Regions from separate parts of the Homo sapiens genome. Here region 2 is linked to region 1. Evidence: chromatin loops called from intact Hi-C (ENCODE). Cell type or tissue: heart left ventricle. All regions are shown on one strand. Each heading gives the region's core, and the rest is flanking DNA. Links, peaks and the distances in the headings are about the cores only. Region 1 has its middle 15 kb from the start of SPINK4. Region 2 has its middle 7.6 kb from the start of MIR12117.

Evidence for each region. Peaks named below come from ENCODE experiments on the same cell type or tissue, not always from the same donor. Only the 100,000 strongest peaks of a DNase experiment are listed, where the experiment ranks them.
Region 2: a loop joins it to region 1, with 3 times the contacts of the local background. A loop is called at or near these places in 6 of 110 quality-filtered maps.

The regions. Positions count from the first base shown.
Region 1 is chr9:33,222,717-33,228,093 of GRCh38, forward strand. No RefSeq gene overlaps it. Among named protein-coding and RNA genes, the nearest start is that of SPINK4, 15 kb to the right of the region's middle. RefSeq lists an enhancer at 4,380-4,549. In heart left ventricle, for the core only: CTCF peaks have their summits at 1,247 (motif pointing left) and 3,080 (motif pointing left); a DNase peak (open chromatin) is centred at 4,555; H3K27ac peaks cover 180 bases.
Region 2 is chr9:33,098,376-33,103,752 of GRCh38, forward strand. No RefSeq gene overlaps it. Among named protein-coding and RNA genes, the nearest start is that of MIR12117, 7.6 kb to the right of the region's middle. In heart left ventricle, for the core only: no CTCF peak of the experiment used is centred there; a DNase peak (open chromatin) is centred at 3,167; H3K27ac peaks cover 402 bases.

The DNA of each region.
Region 1 (5,377 bases), core at 275-5,274:
GATATTTGTTAAATGTGGTGGGGGAAGTGGGAAGCTTTTGTAATCACTTAATCCAAGAAATGCTGGATGAAAAATAGACTCCTGAAAAGCTTCTCACAGCCTTTAATAAACTAGTGGTCAGTGCCAGTGTCCCAGAGAGAGATCCAGTGAGCAGCATTTCGCTCACTTCGTTGACCATAGAGAATACCTCTTGAGAAGCACCTTGCGGGGCTAGGATGCCGAGGAACAGAGGTGAGGGGCACAGTGAGCACTCTAGTGTTCACTCGAGTCTTGGAGATAATTAAGTTACAAAGGTCTAGAGAATTAATAGACACTTGATGAGGGGAGAGGGATGTCAGAACTGAAAAGCAGAGGAGGATGTTTCTTTCACAGACTGAGTCGTCCCACTTTGGAGTTTTGTTTTGTTTTGTTTTGGGGGTTTTTTGTTTGTTTGTTTTTGAGATTTTGTTTTGTTTGGGGGGTGGTGGTTGTTCGTTTGTTTGTTTTTAAGATGGAGTCTCGCTCTGTCACCCAGGCTGGAGTGCAATGACACGATCTCGGCTCACTGCAACCTCCGCCTCCCGGGTTCAAGCAATTCTCCTGCCTCAGCCTCCCAAGTAGCCCGCCACCACGCCCGGCTAATTTGTGTTTTTAGTAGAGACGGGGTTTCACCGTGTTGGCCAGGCTGGTCTCAAACTCTCAACCTCTGGTGATCTGCCTGCCTCGGCTTCCCAAAGTGCTGGGATTACAGGTATGAGCCACCACGCCCCACTTCTTTGGAGTTCTTATCACACTGCTGTGGGGCTCTCTCTGCTCTTCTGGGTTCCTCTGGGAGGGGAGCACAGGAGAAATTCTGACTCTGTCTTCCTCCTCTGACCTCTGCAGTGGCTGAGAGGGGGAGGTTAGGAAACCTAGAGAGAAGCGAACATGGAAGCCTGTTGATGCTCAGTCTGCTAAAAGACAAAGGACTCCAGAAAGTATCTGGAGATAAAGTGTCTCCAGGAGGAGCTTTATTCCAGCTAGAAAGCAGGGGAGGATGTTTTTTTAAAGGGCCATGTAATACAAGTCTATAGCCGAGATTGGGATTGAAATGAACTGATTAAAAGAAAGGAAACATCTAGAAAAAGACCCCAGTGAATCCCAGACTTCATTTATCTTAAAACAGTCATTCTCAGCTGGAGTGAATTTTGGTCTCCCATTGGACATTTGACAAGGTCTGGGGACATTTTTGGTTGTCACAACTGAAAAGAGGTGCTACTGGCATCTAGTGGGTAGTAGCCAGAGATGCTGCCAAACCTCCTACAAGGCACAGGGCAGCCCCTTACAACAAAGAATTATTAGGTCCCAAATGTCAGTAGTGTCACCATTGAGAAACTTTGCCTTAAAAGTTGTTTTTAAATATCAGCTTTAATTTACAATTTACAATGGTGCACAAATTCAGTTGCTATACCACAAAAAAATTGAGAGAAATTTATTCAGTATAAAAAAATCCAGATTAACAATTTGGTCACCTCCTTTGAGAATGAAAAAAAAAAAAAAAAGGACATCCAAATCTTAGTCAGCAATACTATTTTGTAAATTTAAAACACATCTCAAACAACACTTGCTATTTTGCAAAGAGAGAAGTAAAAGGATTCACAGCAAATATTCCCTTTAATTTAAAAGTTTAGGACATTGCTTAAATATACTTAATAACTTTTAGCATGAAGATTTTGAAGGAAATTTTTTATGATGCATCTTTTTATTTGTAAAAATTGTAAAAATTTATGGGGTACATGTGAAATCTCGTTACATATATATATAATGCATAGTGATCAAGTCAAGGTATTTAGGCTGTCCATCACCCAAGTACAGTACATTTTTGTTTAACTATAGTCACCCTACTCTGCTATCAAGCAATGAATGTATTCCTTCTATCTAACTGTTTGTACACTTTAACCCACTTCTCTTCATCCTTCCCCATCTCTTCCATTCATTCTTCTCAGTCTCTGTTCTCCGTATTTCCTCTCTTTACCTCAATGTAATCACATTTTTTTTGGCTCCCACATATGTGAGAACATGCTACGTTTGTCTTTTTGGGACTGGCTTATTTCACCCAAGATAATGACCAATTCTGGAGGAAATGTATTAAGTAGAAGGGGATAAAATGCTACAAATAAATAAATATTATGAGTAGGGATGGGGAGGATCCCACTACTGGCTATATAATTAAAGAGATTCTCACACAACTCCATAAAGAGACATGTAAGAGGATTTTTTTTTTTTTTTGAGACAAAGTTTCGCTCTTGTTGCCCAGGCTGAAGTGCAATGGTGCGATCTCGGCTCACCGCAACCTCCACCTCGTGGGTTCAAGCGATTCTCCTGCCTCAACCTCCCAAGTAGCTGAGATTATAGGTATGCACCACCATGCCCGGCTAATTTTGTGTTTTTAGTAGAGACAGGGTTTCTCCATGTTGGTCAGGCTGGTCTCGAACTCCCGACCTCAGGTGATTCACCCGCCTCGGCCTTCCAAAGTCTGGGGGGGGTGGATTATAGGCGTGAACTACTGTGCCTGGCCATAAGAGGATATTTTATCACCAAGTTATTTGTGATGGCTGGAGAGCTGGATGCAATGAGGCATTCATCATTGGGGAAATGAATGTAAGTAAAATGTGACATAAGCACACTACAGAATATTCTACCACAGTAACAAGCAATGAATTAGATACACACAAAAGGTCAAGAAATCTTTAAAACATGGTTCTGTCCAGTTGCAGTGGCTCAAGCCTGTAATCCCAACACTTTGGGAGGCTGAGACAGAAGGGTTGCTTGAGCCCAGGAGTATGAAACCAGCCTGAGCAAGATGGTGAGACCCTGTCTCTACAAAAAACAAATAAACAAGAGCAAAAAACGCCAAAACTCCACAATGCTGAATGGGGGAAAAAAGAAGAAAGGAACAGAAGGAGGCCTCCAGCACAATATTATTTTTTGAAATGAAAAATACCCACAAAACAATGCCACATGCTTTTGAGAACACTTGCAAATAGAATGATTTATGAGTCTTAGTCACTGCATAAACTTTACAGTTGAACTCTTGGAAATTACGCATCAGTGCCACCTGGTGGTAGCACTTCAAATTTGTGGCATAATTCAGTTTTGTTTTTAACAAGATAACATTTACATACAATGAAATGCACAGATCTTCATTTGATGATTTTTCGACAACTGTATACCCCAGTGTAATCCCTACTCTAAATAATATATACGGTATTTCCACTGCCCCAGAAGGTTCCCTCCTACTCTCCCCATGCCCTACCCTGAAAGCAACAACTGATCCGCCTCTGTCACCACAATTAGCTTCCCCTGTTGTAGAACTTACATATGTGGAATTATACAGAATTATACAGTGCATACTCTTTTGTGTTTGCCTTCTTTCAGGAATCATAATGTTTTAGCGATTCAGTCATGTTGTAGCACGTATCAATAGTTAATTCACTTTTATTGCCAGGTGGTATTCTATTGCATAGCTGTATTCCAGTTGGTCTATCTGTGCACCAACTGACTGACATTTGGATCATTTCCACTTATTGCCTAATACAAATAAAGCTTCTATGAATATTTACGAATAAGGCTTTGTGTAGACATATGCTTTTTATTTACTGTGGATGGAATTGCAAGGTCATAGCATGGATAGATGTGTAATTTTTTTAATTGCGAAAAACAATTCTCCAAATAAGTTGTATCATTTTACACATCCACCAACAATGTATTTGTATCAGCAATAAAAAGATGAACAACCCAGCTTATCTAAATAGGCAAAAAGTCGTGAATCAACATTCGGAGATATATAAGTAGCTATATAGTACAGGAAAAAGTGCCCACCATTATTAGTTTTCAGGAAAATGCAAGCTAAAACCACAATGAGATATCACTTTACACTCACTAGAATGTTAAAATGTTGAGAATGTGGAGAAATTGGAGGCAATTGGAAATCACACACACACACACACACACACACACACACACACACACCCCAGCTCTCTCAGGTCACCAGCTCAATTCCTTCACAAAAGAAGGATTCAGCTTGTGACTTGCACATTTCTGCATAGGCTACTGTTGGTCAAGCCTGGAAAGTTAAAAAGGCGGAAAGACAAATCTGCTGCTGTGCATTGGTGGCGTGGAGCCACAGGAGTGCCAGAGGCGTATACTGGGGCAGGCTCTTATACCTGTTTTTTACTGCAGTTCTTCATTCAGTAGGGAAAGCTTTCATAGGGGTCTATTAGTAGAGGTTGGCCCTGACCCTTCTAAGGAGAATAAGAGTGTCCTGAAGTCAAAATGAATGAAAGCCAGGTGAAGAGATGGGCAGGTTTCCATGGGCCCCGCATTGCCTGGAGCTGCCCAGAACATGGGGCTGGCTGTAGCTTCACCACCCAACTTCTCTCTTCCCTCTTCCTCTTTCTGTTTCTCCTCACCTCTCTCTTCCTCCTTTTCATAACGGCATCATGTATTAAGTTTTGTTATGAGCCAGGCGTTTAATTTTTTTTTTTTTGGAGACAGAGTCTTACTCTGTCACCGAGGCTAGAGCGCGGTGACGCAATCTCAGCTCACTGCAACCTCCCCTTCCGGAGTTCAAGCGATTCTCCTGCCTCAGCCTCCTGAGTAGCTGGGATTACAGGCACCCGCCACCATGCCAGGCTAATGTTTTTTTGTATTTTTAGTAGAGACGAGGTTTCACCATGTTGGCTAGGCTGGTTTCGAACTCCTGACCTCAAGTGATATGCCCGCCTTGGCCTCCCAAAGTGCTAAGATTACAGGTGTGAGCCACCGCACCCAGCCCTAATATATACTTTTTAATACAACACTTCAAGGTAGGCGTTATTATTGTTGTTGTTGTCATTTTTGAGACAGGGTCTCACTCTGTAGGCCAGGCAGAAGTGCAGTGGTGCTAACTGCAGCCTCCACCTCCAGGCTCAATCGATCCTCCCACCTCAGCCACCCAAATACCTGGGACTAGAGGCGTGTGCTACCATGCCTGGCTAATTTTACAATTTTTTGTCAAGACGAGATCTCGCTATATTGCCCAGGCTGATCACAAACTCCTGGGATCGAGCAATCCTCTCACTTCAGCCTCCCAAAAATGCTGGGATTATAGGCATGAGCCACGGCACCCTCACCCCATGAGGGAATGTGGGCTCTCCGGTTAAGGAATTTGCTTGAGGTCACAGAACTTGTGGATTCACACCCCATGGCTGCAGTCACAAATTACCACAAACGCAGAGGCTTCAAACAACATCAATGCATTCTGTTCCACTCGGGGGTCAGAGTCAGAAATGGGGCACAGGCTTGCTCTCCCTCTGGGGGCCCTACGGGAGAAAACGTCCCTTGCCCTTGCCAGCTTCTTAAGGCTGCCTCTAACCCT
Region 2 (5,377 bases), core at 322-5,321, 120 kb before region 1:
ATACTTAGAAAATCCAAATGAATGTGGAGAAAATTATTAGAATTAGTTATCAAGGTTACTGAATACAAAGTCAATATACGAAAATTGTGTTTACATATATGAGCAACAAAAGAAAAATATGTTTCAAAAGGCTATCATTTATTTAAAAATAGTGAAAATAGACTGGGCGCAATGGCTTACGGCTATAATCCCAGCACTTTGGGAAGCTAAGGCAGGTGGATCACTTGAGCCCAGGAGTTCGAGACCAGCCTGAGCAACATGGTGAAAGCCTGTCTCCACAGAAAATAGAAAAAAATAGCCAGGCATGGTTGCATGTGCCTGTAGTTCCAGGTACTCAGGAGGCTGAAGTGGGAGAATCACTTGGGCCTGGGAGGCGGAGGTTGCGGTGAGCCGAGATCATGCCACTGTACTCCCCGCTGGACGACAGAGCAAGACTCTGTCTCAAAAAATAAAAAAGAGTAAAAATATATACAATACCTGGGAAAAAATAATAAAAATGTATAAGATCCCTGTGAAGAAATGCAAGAAGACCTAAACCAAAAGAGGATTCTATCTTGTTTATACGTTGAAGGTTTGATGTTTTAAAGATATCAGGTCTCTTATAGTGATCCATAAACTTACCAGCATTTCAATCAATATCTCAAAAAGTGGGGTGATTATGGTGGGGTTTTTTGGTGGCTCTTGAGAGGCTGATTGTAAAGTTCTTATGGAAATGCAAGAGCCAAGACACTCAATAAAAAAAGAACAAGTTTCAGTAAAAAGGTACAGTATGGTAGTGGGACAACGATAGATAAATAAAGCCATGAACTAGAATAGAGTCCAGGGACAGACCCTCACAGGAAAGGACAGTTGCTTTATGACCAAGGTGGCATTGAAGTACAGTGGAGAAAGGACAACAGCTTTTCAATAAACAGTACTGGGATAATTGTGGATGTCCACAAAAAAGCAATTTGCCTACAGTTCCCCAGTGACTATGTGGTGAAGCCAAGTCTTTATTATTTTTTTATTTGTCTTGAGATAGAGTCCACGCCTGGCTAATTTTTGTATTTTTAGGACAGACAGGGTTTCAACAAGTTGGCCACGCTGGTCTCGAACTCCTGACCTCAGGTGATCTGCCTGCCTCGGCCTCCCAAAATGCTGGAATTACAGGCATGAGCCATCATGCCCGGCCTGAAGCCAAGTCTTTAAACCCAAACGTATCTGGCTCTAAAGTCCATACTCTTTACATTTGGCCAACCACCATGTCACGTCCCAAAGCTGTGGTGAGCAACAGGCCTCCCAAGCTATGGAGGTGCTCTGTGACCCAGTAAATGTTGTGAATACCTGCAGAGGAGATAATTACTGCCTTCCAGGTTGGCAGGGTCTCCTTGGCCCATAGCCCTAAAGCTCCTACTGGGTTCCCCTCCTCTCTGGTAAAGTACAGCTGGCACCTGACCACCAAGTCCCTTTGAAAAAGAGTGGCCCTCTGGTTGACTCTGGCAAGGGGGACTTCAGCAGGGGGCTGGCCTTACAGCCAAGGTACTCAGGACTGAATACCCCCAGGGCGCTGTGAGAGGCTGATGCTCTGAGGTTCCCTTGGGGTCAGCCTCAGGCCAGAATTTGGTCACCAGAACTAGGTCACCAGAGACTCTTGGGACAAGTTTTGTGTTTTACTTTTTAAGCTGAACTTTGTGTTTTTGTGGCTTTGGTTCAGGGGTAGAACCCAGCTGAAGAAGGAAAAGCAGTAGAGCCTTCCAGGAAAACACGCAGAGGAGGCCTAGTTCCCTTTGGCCTCTTGGCCATGCCCTGGGGGATCCCTCGGAACTACCAGGGACTGCCCTTCCTCCATTCCTCCCTTCCCTAGTTTCCTGGATTGACAAAGTAGACCTTTGTTTCTGGCTTTGAGACCTTGAGGGAGGATAAGAGTCCTGTCTTTAGCACCCTAGCAGTAACTATAATCAGGCTGAAGAGTTTTCTTAGAAATACAAAATGGCAGCTTGGAAAGGCCCTCGTAGCCTCCTGACCCCGTTTCCAGATGGGGAGTAGAGAGATGATCTTGTTACAGGAAAAGGATCCCAATCTAGACCCCAAGAAAGGGTTCTTGGATCTTGTGCAAGAAAGAACTTGGGGCAAGTCCATGGAGTAAAACGAAAGCAAGTTTATTAAGAAAGCAGAAGAATAAAAGAATGGCTACTCCACTGGCAGAACAGCGGAGTGGGCTGCTTGACTGAGTATACTTATAGTTATTTCTTGATTATATGCTAAACAAGAGGTGAATTATTCGTGAGTTTTCTGGGAAAGGGGTGGGGATTTCCCCCAGAACTGATGGTTCCTCCCCTTTTTAGACCGTATAGGGTAACTTCCAGACATTGCCATGGCATTTTTAAACTGTCGTGGCACTGATGGGAATGGGAGTGTCTTTTAGCATGCGAATGCATTATAATTAGCATATAGTGAGTGGTAAGGACACCAGAGGTCACTTTCATCACCATCTTGGTTTTGGTGGGTTTTGGTTGGCTTCTTTACAGCATCCTGTTTTATCAGCAGGGTCTTTGTGACCTGTATCTTTTTTTTTTTTTTTTTGAGACGGAGTTTCACTCTTGTTGCCCAGGCTGGAGTGCAATGGTGTGATCTCGGCTCACTGCAACCTCCACCTCCCAGGTTCAAGCGATTCTCCTGTCTCAGCCTCCCGAGTAGCTGGTATTACAGGCGCCTACCACCATGCCTAATTTTTGTATTTTTAGTAGAGATGGCATTTCGCCATGTTGGCCAGACCGGTCTCAAACTCCTAACCTCCAGTGATCCACCCGCCTCGGCCTCCCAGAGTGCTGGGATTACAAGTGTGAGCCACCACGCCCGGTCTGTGACCTGTATCCTATGCCAACCTTCAGTCTCATCCTGTGACTAAGAATGCCTAACCTTCTGGGAATGCAGCCCAGTAGGTTTCAGCCTTATTTCACCCAGCCCCAGTTCAAGATGGAGTTGCTCTGGTTCAAACGCCTTTGACATTCTGGCCTTGGTCACCCAGGGGTCAACCCTAGACTCCCATTACAGCACTTCCTCAGTTCCCTCAACTAATTGCACTCCCTCAAATTGAGGCATTCCCAGCAGTATGCTAGGATGTGTACTGACATCAGGGTTGGAGAGGGGCCAGGGAAAGGCCTGGCAGGCCTTGTCTCCCACAAAGAAAACCCTTGGAACAGTCTCCCGGAGGTTGTGGGCAGTGAACCTGCACGACAGGGTAGACCCAAGACAGGAAGAGTGCCCATGGATCCTGGGAGCCAGCAGGGCCAAGATCTGCCAGCCAAATTCACAGAGGCCACCAAGCCCAGCGCCCTTGAGACACACACAGCATCTGAGTCAGACACAGAGCATTCCAAGCTGGTAGGAATGGCCCAAGCTGACATATGAGATGTCATGCCCAACAGACAAATTGTTCATGGGGAAGATTTCTCCTGTCCTCAGCATGCAATTCTTCTCTCCCCATTCCATAGTCTCATTGTCACTAGGTCAGTGTCTATCCAGAGCAAACCACATGGAACACAAATCATTGAGGCTTGGAGTTGATGAAGTTAAACCCAACAGCCTGCTTTTTAGCAGTCTTGATTCAGCTTGTCATCAAAACAAACCACAGCCCCTGGCTTTGCTTAGGAAAATGCCTTTGGCTGAGAACTTACAGGGGGGTCTTGGAATAGTGTGGCAATTGCTCTCCCTTGGGAAGAGGGTGTACAGTCGGGGAGGAAAGGTGCCCAGAAGAGAAAGGGAGAACTAAGCAGGCATCTAGGCCTTATTGGGGAATCCTAGGTCTCCACCTGGACTTCTGGGTCCCCGCAGTCTTCAGACAGACACTGTGCTGAGCCCTCCTGAGCACCAGGTGTTGGCCCAGGCAGGGCAGGTCCAGGAGGATTAAGAAGCTGTGTTGTCCATGAAGCAGGAACTGGTTGTTGCTGCCCAGAGTGATGCCTCAGAGGCAGAAAACCCCATGTCTTCAGGTCCACTTGCATCCCCAGCCCTCAGGAGTCTCCCTTCTTCCCTCTTCCCCACGCCTCAGGCCTCCTTGCATCCTCATGGATTGTTTCAGTGTTAACCATTCCTGTACATCTCCCAGACCGTGGTGACACCAATGCAATGCCCCTGGTATACGGAACTGTCGCTGTCAAGTTTACTAGGTTCCTAAGTCCTCTAAAACAGTAAAGGGAAAACAAAACAAAACACAAACAATCTCATCCCAAAGGTGCTCTTGGCTCCAGCCCTGGATCCAGGCTGTACTTCTCTCGGCAGTGCTGCTGAGGCCACAGCTTCCCTGGCTGGGGCAAGGAACCTCACAGCCTCCATCGCCCTGCTCCCACACTGTGTGGATGAGGAGCTGGGTCATGGTCCAGTGGCCAGAGCCCTAGCCTGGGACTCAGGAGGTCTGTGTCAGACCCAAACTCTGTGTGACCTTGTGCAAGTCATGTGAGCTCCCTGAGCCTAAGTTTCCCATGCTGGAATTATTGTAAGGAGCAACACACGGTACGTGGGAAAGCGCCGAGTGTGCTCATGGAGGGTGAACACGGGTGAGGGGTTCACGAGTCCACCTGCACCCTCCCTGCCCCACAGGCCCGCCTTGGAGGAAGGTGGGAACTAAGAGCTGGGCCATGGAGCTGGCCTTTCTCCTGTGCTTCTGTCATCAGGGGAGACCAAAGTCACTGTGGCCACCGCAACAGGACACAGGGAGCACTCCAAAGGCCCCGGCGACGTTTGATTGTCCAGCATTCCACATCTGTCCCAGAAATGAGTTTCCAACAGCTCCAGGCTCAGGTCTGTGTCAAAATCCAGATGTCAGGGCCTCCCTCTGCAACAGGGCTCCTAGATTCTGGAGTCAAAGATCTACTAGAAAAGGGGTCCCCCTTGTCGAGCTCTGATCAGGCACAAGAGGCGAATCTCGCCCCTCCAGAGCCAAGACAGTGTTCCTCTCCTACCGCATTCTTTCCATTCTTTAGTGTCTTGAGGCTTGACAGTTCAATTGCCCTCACAAAAGAGTGGCAAGAAATGTTGTAACTATTTTTCTAAACCTGAGAGAATTGCCAGAAGCCCCCCCAGCCTGTGTTGAGCTCCCATTCTGCCTTCTCAGACCTTCCTACAGCCATGCCATTTCCCACCACCTGTGAACAGAGTTCAGGCCTCCACCATTCCCCCAGGGGAGGAACCCTGCATCACCCTTCCAAGACTGGGGGACTTATGGGGAATGCAACTCCTCCCAGAAGACAACCCAGCATGTCCTCTCAACAGGGCCAACATTCTGAACAAAGGCCTCAGCCCAGGGTGGGGCGGGGACGCTTAGAACAGGGGCCTGGCCCCAGGCTATGTAGAGAAGGAAAATCATCTTCAATTTTTTGCTCATGCATCTGCTCCCAGA